2 separate regions of the Homo sapiens genome follow, and region 2 is linked to region 1. A link is an interaction called in ENCODE POLR2A ChIA-PET data of the cell type or tissue named here. Cell type or tissue: PC-3. All regions are shown on one strand. Each heading gives the region's core, and the rest is flanking DNA. Links, peaks and the distances in the headings are about the cores only.

Region 1 (5,376 bases), core at 116-5,115:
GGGTTGGACAAGCCTGCTCTCCCTCTACAGAGGCAGATCGGATCTACTTTCATGGGTCAGAACAAAGCTTTTAAAAAGTGAAAGTCACATCTTTAGTGTTGGCTTTGGTGGTGGGCTTAGCGGGCTCAGCAGGCCCCGCACAGAGAGACCGAGCCTGCTGCGCGTTTGGGTGACTGCGCAGGCGCACTCGGCTTTAACAGGGAGGCTTTCGCTGAGCGCTACTGCTGCTCTCCATGGAACCCGAAGCCCAGTGACGCGGCTGCCCTCTCCTGGGTTTCACAGGGTCTTGACTAGTTAGTGCTCCTGTCATGCCATCCTTGACCACAAAAAATAAACTTACCAGAAGAGAGAAACTTTAAGTAATGTAAAACCTAGCATGGAACCTATGAAATTTTACAGAGAAATAGTAAATTGACAACGAATGCACATCTTTCCTTTTATTTGAAAAGACAATTCACCTAACTGTGTTGACCCTGCATCCCTTTCTGTATGGACAAGAGGTACGAAAATGACTCCTTGAAGCATGACTGTCAGTGTGCGTCAGTGTATCGGGGGACTGGCACAGCATGAGTGATCAAGTCTCTTATCCATCCACAGCAAGAACCCGGGAGCATGACAAAGGGAACGCATGTTACCTGTAGAAGGGGTTCATCCTGCACCCACATGCAGTAGAAGAGCCCCTTCCAGATTTTCAGAAGTTCTTCCTGACTGAAACCTCCTGGAAGGCAAAACAATACAAACATCTTAGAGTCTATGCATCTCTTTTCTTCAAGTTTAGAAAGTGGTGAAGTATCACATACATTTTAATTCTCTTTCGTTTGCACGTCTTTTTAAAAAATTGAAGCAAACATTTCCTTATTGTTATAAAAGAAACACAAATAAATTACTACTGTACCTGCAGCTTTATCAGCTACAGGGTAGGGTGGCAGTGGTGGCCCGGCCTCAGCGTGAGGAAGCAAATGTCATCACAACACAAAATTCATGAACAAAGTGGCCACTTATGAAATCGGCTCCTCATCAACGCCCTCCCCGCCCACCACGTGCAGCCATCCTGCACACTGACATTTTCGCTGGTCTTGTGAAGTAAAACTGCAAATCTTACAAGAGATGCGGGGGACCTGCTCAAGTCATATGAAGCCCCAGCAACGGGCAGCCCCACTTCCGAGGAACAGAAAACCAGCCAGGCTGAGGACACAGGAGCTCCAAACAGTACATCTGAAAGTCAAAGGCCTAGGAAAGGGCCTGGGGACACTGACGCTGCTTTGGAATATTTTTGCAAAAATTACCTTTTAAGGATCCTAGTATAAGGTCAAAAGTGGCTGCCTCCCAGTCACCCTCCCTGTAACGGTGATCATTTACTGTGGCATCACCAGGTTGGCTTTGTCAATCACCCTCCCTGCAACGGTGATCATTTACTGTGGCATCACCAGGTTGGCTTTGTCAATCACCCTCCCTGCAACGGTGATCATTTACTGTGGCATCACCAGGTTGGCTTTGTCAATCACCCTCCCTGTAACGGTGATCATTTACTGCAGCATCACCAGGGTTGGCTTTGTTCTGACTCTAGCTACTCAGGGCTCTACCTCTGCCTTCATGATCTATGATTGAGTGACCAGTCTCGTTCAGCCTTAAATCTCCTGAGTAGACCCCAGGTGTCATAAAGTATTTGCTGACTGACATAAAGAATCACAAAATGATAAGGTAGGTGTACAGTCTTGGAGTTTCCGAGCCTATGGATACATGAAATTAGAACACAAACAGAATCCTCAAGTCTTGATGTGTGTTACAAATGGTCTTTATTAGGATTTTACTAGGAGATCCTAGGAGAAATCTTTTGGAGCAACAAAGTGCTATAAACTAGATGAATGCAAACAAATATTTAGAATCAATGTGATCTTAATACTCCAAAAGATGCTTAAAAAGTGACAAAAAGGGCCAGACGCGGTGGCTCATGCCTGTAATCTCAGCACTTTGGGAGGCTGAGGTGGGCGGATCACGGGGTCAGACGATCAAGACCATCCTCACTAACACAGTGAAACCCCGTCTCTACTAAAAATACAAAAAAAATTAGCCGGGTATGGTGGCGGGCGCCTATAGTCCCAGCTACTCCAGAGGCTGAGGCAGTAGAATGGTGTGAACCCAGGAGGTGGAGTTTGCACTTTGCAGTGAGCTGAGATTGCGCCACTGCACTCCAGCCTGGGCGACAGAGCGAGAGTCCGTCTCTTAAAAAAAAAAAAAAAAGTGACAAAAAGACCTTTTAATGGACCAAAGTTTGTTTAGTGTATTCAGAGTGCGTTAACCTTAATTTACAGGTATTGATTTCCACTTTGCTAAGGGTCTTTCTCCCATCAACAATTTTATAATGGTACATTTTGATTCTTTTTTTTTTTTTTGAGATAGAGTCTTGCTCTGTTGCCCAGGCTGGAGTGCAGTGGCACAATCTAGGCTCACTGCAACCTCTGCCTCCTGGGTTCAAGCGATTCTCCTGCCTCAGCCTCAAGAGTAGCTGGGATTATAGGCGCGTGCCACCACGCCTGGCTAATTTTTTGTATTTTTAGTGGAGACAAGGTTTCACCATGTTGGCCAGGCTGGTCCGGAACTCCTGACCTCAGGTGATCTGCTGGCCTCGGCCTCCCAAAGTGCTGGGAATACTGGCATGAGCCACCACACCCGGCCTGCATTTTGATTCTTTTATGATAGTTTTCCATGTAAAACCAGGATATCAGGAACTAACATAAAACTAGTTTATTAAAGTATATTCCCTTTCACAGTTGGAGAGAAGATGTACCAACTGGTTCTCTTGCCCTCTTGTTATGAACAAGTCATGCCTGGGGATCCTCACGTGGATAATGTAAGTATGGTATGAGTAATAAACCCCACTAGAGCTGAGCCAACTGCGGTCATGATTGCAGTAACTTTTTTTTTCTTGGCCACAGTGACCTGCACTTATATTTAATCATGTTCAAAGACCACATATATCCCCAGTGAATTGAAGGCTTTGGGCAAGGATCATAAATAGCTGCTAAAACATTAGATGAAAAGATATCACCCAGGCGTGGCGGCTCACTTGAGCTCAGGAGTTTGAGACCAGCCTGGGCAACACAGCAAAACCCAATCTCTACAACATTGTACTCCATGGAGCTTGGGCGACAGAGCAAGACCCTGTCTTAAACACACACACACACACACCAACAACAAAACCAAAAAATTGGCAGAGCATGGTGGCATGTGCCTGTAGTCCCAAGTACTCAGGTGGCTGAAGTGGGAGGATGACCTGAGCCCAGGAATTTGAGGCTGCAGTAAGCTATAATCGTGCCACTGCACTCCAACCTGGGCAACAGAGCAACTCTGTCTCTCAAACAAACAAACAAACAAACAAACAAACGATATTAAGAAACTTGAAAGTGGATGTGTCAGACCATCAACACCCAAACCCACCGACCGATCATTAACATGCACAGGCAATAATCACGCATCAGATGCCAGAGGTGATGCCAACAGGAAGAACGCTGCACCAACCTATGAAGTATTCTTACAAAAGTAAGTGTCAAAAAAAAAAACACCCAACTGTGTCAAATCTTAACTATTAATATTAGTTTATAGGAAATACAGGGGACAGAGGAACATGGTAAGTGAGACAACAGGATGCAGTCAACAAACCCCAAATATGTGAAACTCTACAAGGCATATGACCTATGTCCCCAACAAATAAACTGTACAGAAAAAGATGGGTAAGAACTGTTAGATTTTAAGAGCGTCTTGGCAGACATATTAACCAAATGCAGTGGGTGGTCCTCATTTGGATTGCTCATAAAAAACATTTGATGAGAAAAACTAAACAGATTGGATATTTCATGCTATTAAGGATTTTTTTTTTTTTTTTTTGGAGACAGTTTCACTCTGTCGCCCAGGCTGGAGTGCAGTGGTGCAATCTCGGCTCACTGCAACCTCTGCTGCCCAGGTTCAAGCGATTCTCCTGCCTCAGCCTCCCACGTAGCTGGGATTACACGCACCTGCCACCGCACCCAGCTAAGTTTTGTAGTTTTTAATAGAGACGGGGTTTCGCCATGTTGGCCAGGATGGTCTCAGTCTCTTGACCACATGATCCCCCCACCTTGGCCTCCCATAGTGCTGGGATTACAGGCGTGAGCCACCAGGCCTGGCAGCCATGCTAGTTTTAAGGGGGAAAGTGAAGCACAACTTTGTGCAGGAGCTCAACTGCTGGTGCCAGCACCTTGTTTTTCTCCACTGCAACCTCTGCTGCCCCAAAGATTGTCTCCATTCTCAGACAGGCTCCACCTGTGTTACAAGGTGGCTGGGAGCAGGTACAAACTGTGTGTTCTCTTCAAGTCCAGTAAGGAGAGAGCTAGAAACTCCTAAGGACTGAGCAAGAAGATTTTTACCTGCAGAGGGTCACTTGGCTTTTCTTGAACCTGTCCTGTGGCCAAGGGAATTCTGCTGAATTGGCAGAAGCCGCCGCCTCTCCACGTGGGGTAAGCCCCACCCAGACCACAGAGTCCCTCCACACCCTGCTTGAAGGTGGAGAGCCTTGGAGGGAAATCCCAATGTAGCTGCCCAGCAAGGACAAGGAGTGCCCTGAGCCTGACCCCATGCAGTAACCTGGGTCCTTCAAATCCTCTCTTTGGGTTTAAGCTGGTTAATGCTCCTGCACTTCCAGTTGCATCACTGTCTTAGTCTGTTGCGCTGCTATAAAGGAACACCTGACGCTAAGAGGTTTATTTGGCTCGAGGCTCTGCAGGCTGTACAAGCATGGCTCCAGCATCTGCTTCTGGTGAGGACCTCAGGGAGTGTCCCATCTTGGCTGGAGGGGAAGGGGAGTTGTCATGTCACATAGCAAGGGAGGAGGAAGGTGCCAGGCTCTTTAACAGTCAGATCCCACAGGAACTAGGAGTGCGCGCTCATTTAATCCTGAGAATGGCACCAAGGGTTCCGCTGGAACCCAGGAGGCGGAGGTTTCAGTGAGCCAAGATCGCACCACTGCACTCCAGCCTGAGCGACAGAGCAAGACTCCATCTCAAAAAATAAACAAATAAATAAAATAAAATAAAACTAGCATGGCGTAGATGTTCTGTCAAGTTGCAACTGAAAGAGTCCTAACTAATAAAAACACGTTTATTGCAAAGAACCTTACCACCATCAAAGTGATATAATCACAAGCTTGTCTTGCTCCCTGCCTCCTGAATCCCAGGCTCTGAACCAGAGGGACTGATGCAACCTGTCTGATGTGTATCTTTCCAGATCTTTCCTGGGCATTTATTTACAGAACAGTTACAGGTAGTGCAGAAAAGCACAGTTGTGTGTGTGACCTAAATGGCATAATATTCTGTATTCTGGTCTTTCTCACTTAAAAACAGC
Region 2 (5,376 bases), core at 76-5,075, 1.6 Mb after region 1:
GTGTTGTTTTTACACGGCAAATTAATTGAGACACAAGCTTTTAAATGTCAGAAAAATCTAGCTCCAAATAAGTAAATTAGAACCTTTATGACTCAATAAAATGTTTCACCAAGCATTATTCCTAAGATATTTTCTCATTAAAAAAAATTATGCAGCCGGTGGAGTGGCTCACACCTGTAATCCCAGCACTTTGGGAAGCCAGGGCAGGTGGATCACTTGAGCTCAGGAGTTTGAGACCAGCCTGGGAAACATGGCAAAATCTCGTCTGTACAAAAAAATTAGCCAGGTGTGGTGGCATGTGCCGGTAGTCCCAGCTACTTGGGAGGCTGAGATGGGAGGATTGCTTGGGCCCGGGAGGTCGAGGTTGCAGTGAGCTGATACTGTGCCACTGCACTCCAGCGTGGGTGACAGAGTAAGACCCTGTCTCAAAATAATAATAATAATAATAATAATAATGCACCATTACCAACTTTTCCATTAAACTGACAGAGCCAATCATAGTACATACAAAGAACTTTCATGAGTGTCTTTGCTTCACGTCCCTCTCTTGAAAACCCTATGACAAAGATTTGGGGGCAAGCAGTTGATTTTGGGGGTGATCTCAGGAAGCACAGTGAAGGCAGGAGTGCAGGTACCCTAGAGAGAGGATCCCTGCCAGAGGGAACTTCGGTTCATCCCACTGGGACTGCATTGAGGTCTGAGCAGAACATGCCCCAGAACTGCCCCATGGAGGGAGGAGGGAGCTGGGACATTTATCCAACAACTCTCATCCTCCACACTGGGGGTCACTCCTGGGACCTTACCTTCCTGTCCTTTGTCCTTCAGCCTGCCCTGGGAACAGGGCCAGAGAGAGAACGTCTTCAGGAAAGACAGGCAGGGGGCAGCCCCGGGGGGTGTGGCAGACATCCTGGCCTCCAGCAGGATGAATGACAGTTGGTTTCATCCCCTGCACACAGCAAAGCTTCCATCTGAGTGTGGCTCTGAAGAATGTGGGTGCCACAGAACAGTCGATCAGGGCCACGGAACAGTTACATCAGAGCTGCAGAAGAGTCACATCAGAGCCACAGAACAGTCTCATAGAGCTGGAGAACAGTCTCATAGAGCTGCAGAAGAGTCTCATAGAGCTGCAGAACAGTCTCATAGAGCTGCAGAAGAGTGGCATCAGGGCCGCAGAATAGTCATATCGGGGCCACAGAGCAGTCGCATCAGAGCCGCAGAACAGTCACATCAGGGCCACAGAAGAGTTGCATTGGAGCTGCAGAAGAGTCACTTCAGAGCCACAGAACAGACACATAAGAGCCACAGAAGAGTCACATCAGAGCCACAGAGCAGTCACATCAGAGCCACAGAACAGTCGTATCAGGGCCACAGAACAGTCACATGGGGTTCTCTGAGGCGCCCCTCCTTCTTTCTGCTGCACTCCCTGCTTCCCCACCATCACTCACCCCAGGAGAAGCGGGAATAGGAGCTCACAGCCCCTTGACCCCACAACTCACTTCTCTGTGCCTGCCTCTCTCCTTCAAGGGACCCCAAGGTCTCCCAGTTGTTCATGCTGGAGACTAGAGGCCCCTGGGGCCTGCCCTGTGCCTCTTCCAGCACTTTCAATCAGCCTCTGGCCCTGGGGCACCCAGGACCTTCTGATCATTCTCCGTTCTTTCTCCATTCAGCCTCCCTGCTCTCCTGGCCATCGCTCTTGCCCAAGCTGCTACCTTCCTTCCCTCCAGAGAGAAGGCAGTGACCACTCGCTGGCGTCCACTCCCCATTTCAGTCCACACTGCTTCATGCCCCAGCCTGGGCCTGGCATTGTGGTGCTCCAGGAGCAGTTCCCAGACAGATAAGTGAACGAGCAGTCGGACGTCCTTTCAAACGTATCTGGAATGTGGCGTCCTGCCCTGTGGTAAGCAAAAGCACATACACATCTGCACACACACAGACACAGTCCATTCCCTGCCACTCAGGTGTCTACTCTCAGCCTAAACATCACACTCATGGATGGCCTCACTGGCCCTGAAACCATATGGGCCCTGCCGCGCTGCCCTGAACCTTCTCATCATACCCCTCATCACAATGGAATTAGATGTTTGCATAGTTCTGTATTTGGTAGTCTCCATGACACTGTAAACTCCTAGTGGGCCGGAATAACCACAGAATCCCTAGCCCCTGCTACCAAGCAAGGACTCAACCACGCATCCAGTGATGACGCAAGAATGAGTCAAAAGGAATTTGAAGAGGTGGCTGCAGCTGGTCCTCTGAGCATGGAGGGCTCCCTCCGGCATCATTAGGGTCGGGGTTTCAAAGGAGTGGAGAGCTCAAAGCTACCATCGTGGAAAACAGGGACTTGGAAGCAAAAGGGACAGAAGCCCGCTGGGCATGGCAGAAGGGGCTCAAGGTCACCAGACACAGGGAGCTTGGCCCCTGCTCTGTCACTCACGACCAAGGAGGGGGTCTTTGTCAAGACATCAACTCAGAACATAGATGGCAAAGCACGTGAGGCAGAGAGCCTCAGTGAAGAAGCACCGCCTCCTCTTCCAGCTGCTGAACAGACTCCAAGCAACTGAGCCCCTCAGAGGGAGGGGCCTCTCAGCGCCAGAGCCCCAGGGAACAGTGCGGCAGGCTGAAACCCAGCAATGAGGCCCCAGGGCTGCTGGGGAAGTTTCAAGGGCTCGGCCAACCTCCAGGGCCTGGAGTTGTGAAGGCTCCTGTGAGACATCCAGAGACAACTTGCAGAGATAAGCAGGGCCGCCTGACAAGGGGGGCCACGGCATTCGCCCTCCTCCCCAGCAGACTCCGAAATGGCGGCAAAAAGAAAACGTGGGCATCCAGCGTCTCAGGATGGGGAGGGGCAGGTCATGTGGGCAGGTCTCCTCACCTGCTCATGACAGGTGAGGAGAGGCTGGAGCTCCATCAGAACTAGTGGCCAGGACACCCCCAGCAGCCGCCCTGCAGCCAGCCCAGGGCACCTGGCCCAAGCTCCAACCTGGCCAGGGTTGGGCAAGATGACCCCCCCACACACACAAGAATTGGGAAACTCCCTGGATAAGTTTCAACCAGAGAGTCAGAGAAGAACCGTGGAAAACAGACCTGGGTCTGTTGATACTGTGGGAAGGACAGTGTCCTCCAGAACTAGTGACTTTCGGGATCTTACAGCTTCCTTTCTTGTGAAACCTTGCCTGTTTCCCTGCCTTTGCCAAGGGTAAAACCCATGTGTCAGTTTCCCGTCACTGCTGTAACAAAGCACACAAGCTCAAGGGCTTGCAGGACATATGCTTATTACCTGCTACAGACTGAGTGTGTCCCACCCAAATTCACGTGTTGAAATCTTAACCCCCAAGGTGCTGGTATTAGGAGATGGAGCCTTTGGGAGGTGATTAGTTCATAGGGATGAGGCTCTCATGAACGGCATTAATGCCCTTATAAAAGGGACCCTAGAAAGAGACTTTTCACCCCCTCCACCATGTGGGGACACAGTGAGAAGATGCCAGCTATAAACCAGGAAGTGGCCCTCGCCAGACATTAAATCTGCCAGCGCCTTGATCTCAGACTTCCCAGCCTCCAGAACTGTGAGAAATGAACATCTGTTGTTTATAAACTGCCCAGTCTATGGTGTTTTGTTACAGCAGCCCAGGCAGAATAACATGTTACCCTGCAGTTCCCGATGTCAGAAGTCTAAAATCAAGGTGTCAGCAGCGCCGTGTTCCTTTTGGAGTTTCAGGGGAGGATCCATTTCCTGCTTTTTTGGCTCCTAGACGCTGCCTGCATCCCTTGGCTCGTGGCCCCTCCTCCATCTTCAAGGCCAGAGGGCAGCCAGCCTCTTCAAACTTCTCTCCAGCTCTGATCTCCACTTCCTTCAATGACCCTCCTGCCCTCCTTCTTTCCCTGCTTGGACCCTTGTGATGACATTTGGGGCCCACCTGGATATCCAGGAAAATCTCTCCAGCTCAAGATCCTTCACTTAGTCACCTCTCCCAAGTGCCTTTGCCTTCTGGGGTCACATATCTGGGGATGAGGATGCAGACATCTTGGGGGGCCTTTATTCAGTCTACCACAGAATGAACAGTCATTTGTGTGCTTGTTCTCAAGACGTCAGAGTGTAGAAGGCCGTGAGGGGCTTGAATGCAGCTCCGGGATTGTGGGGCTGAGGGCAGGGGCCGGGGACCCAAGGAAGGGAGAGCCACAGGCCAATGGGAAGGAAAAGAACAGCAAGCTAGGAGCTGGGTGGAATTGAGAACGACCCCATCATTCAGCCGGCAGGCAGCCAGGGTTCACCAGCTTGGATATAGGCAGGATTCAGGCAATACACTCTGGAAGGCCATCTCTACCGGCAGGGTCACCGTCATCTTCCTAACGCCATGGCGAAAGGAATGACTTCTCATTTATCCTAAGTGCATCTGACAGGCTTTCGGGCCTGTTTCCATTCTCTAAGACCCAGAGTACATGGCTCCAAATAGAAAGAACAAGATTCATGCAAAGAATGAAAGTGATGGATGGAGTTTAACATCGGCTTAGGAAGACGAAGCTGGCTGTCAAGCCATGTTCCTAACCAAGCTCGATGCTGAAAGGTGGAGTCTGTTTATATTCCTGCCACGCATTTGTTCAGTTGCACAATGGTCACTGCCAGCACAGCTCAGACCTTTGATCAGCTCCCGGGGACTCGGGCCTCTTTTTCTCCCCTTCTGCTGGGAAGAGCCGTCGCAACGGGGCATTTGTGGCAGACTCTTCCTGAGATTAAGTGACAACTGGTGGGAGGGGCCGTGGCAGCATGTCTTCCGGGGAACAGGAGAGCTCCCAGTTGGGCCCTGGGGACTGTGACCCTCCCTGCTACCTCCAGACCCGTCCTCCCAACCCTGCCACTTTTGTTTGTTCCTTGATTCTTTCTGTTGTAATGGCTTTATTGCGATATACCGCACATGCTATTCAATTCACCCATTTAAAGTGTACAATTCACTTTTTAGCATGGAGTTGTGTGACCATCCCCGCCGTCCATTTTATAACATTTTCATCACCCCCAAAAAGAAGCCCCTTTAGCTGTCACTTCCTCAATCCTCCTAATCTCCTTTTCACCCTGCGCCCTAAGCAACCACTTATCTGCTTTCTGTTTCCACGAATTTGCATATTCTGGACGTGTCATGTAAATTGAGCCATACAATTTTGGGTCTTCTGTATCTGTTTCTTTTACTTAGCCCAATATTTTCTTTTCTTTTTTAATTTAATTTTTTTTATTTTACTTAAAGTTCCGGGTTACGAGTGCAGAACATGCAGGTTTGTTACATAGGTATACATGTGACATGGTGGTTTGCTGCACCTATCAACCTGTCATCTAGGTTTTAAGCCCCACATGCATTAGGTATTTGTCCTAATGCTCTCCCTCCCCTTCCC

What was found. ChIA-PET counts read pairs that join two places held together with the same protein. Peaks named below come from ENCODE experiments on the same cell type or tissue, not always from the same donor. Only the 100,000 strongest peaks of a DNase experiment are listed, where the experiment ranks them.
Region 2: POLR2A ChIA-PET joins it to region 1 with 7 read pairs; 1 of 35 experiments calls an interaction of 5 or more read pairs at or near these places.

What each region holds. Positions count from the first base shown.
Region 1 is chr21:43,665,226-43,670,601 of GRCh38, reverse strand. RRP1B (ribosomal RNA processing 1B) reads right to left here. Exons shown (of 16, transcript NM_015056.3): 2 at 636-718. Among named protein-coding and RNA genes, the nearest start is that of RRP1B, 8.4 kb to the right of the region's middle. In PC-3, for the core only: no CTCF peak of the experiment used is centred there; a DNase peak (open chromatin) is centred at 2,871.
Region 2 is chr21:42,037,410-42,042,785 of GRCh38, reverse strand. LOC107985502 (a long non-coding RNA gene) reads right to left here and starts at 2,127. Exons shown (of 2, transcript XR_001755063.3): 1 at 804-2,127. RefSeq lists enhancers at 1,281-1,784, 2,291-2,794. In PC-3, for the core only: no CTCF peak of the experiment used is centred there; DNase peaks (open chromatin) are centred at 2,045 and 3,125; H3K27ac peaks cover 2,917 bases.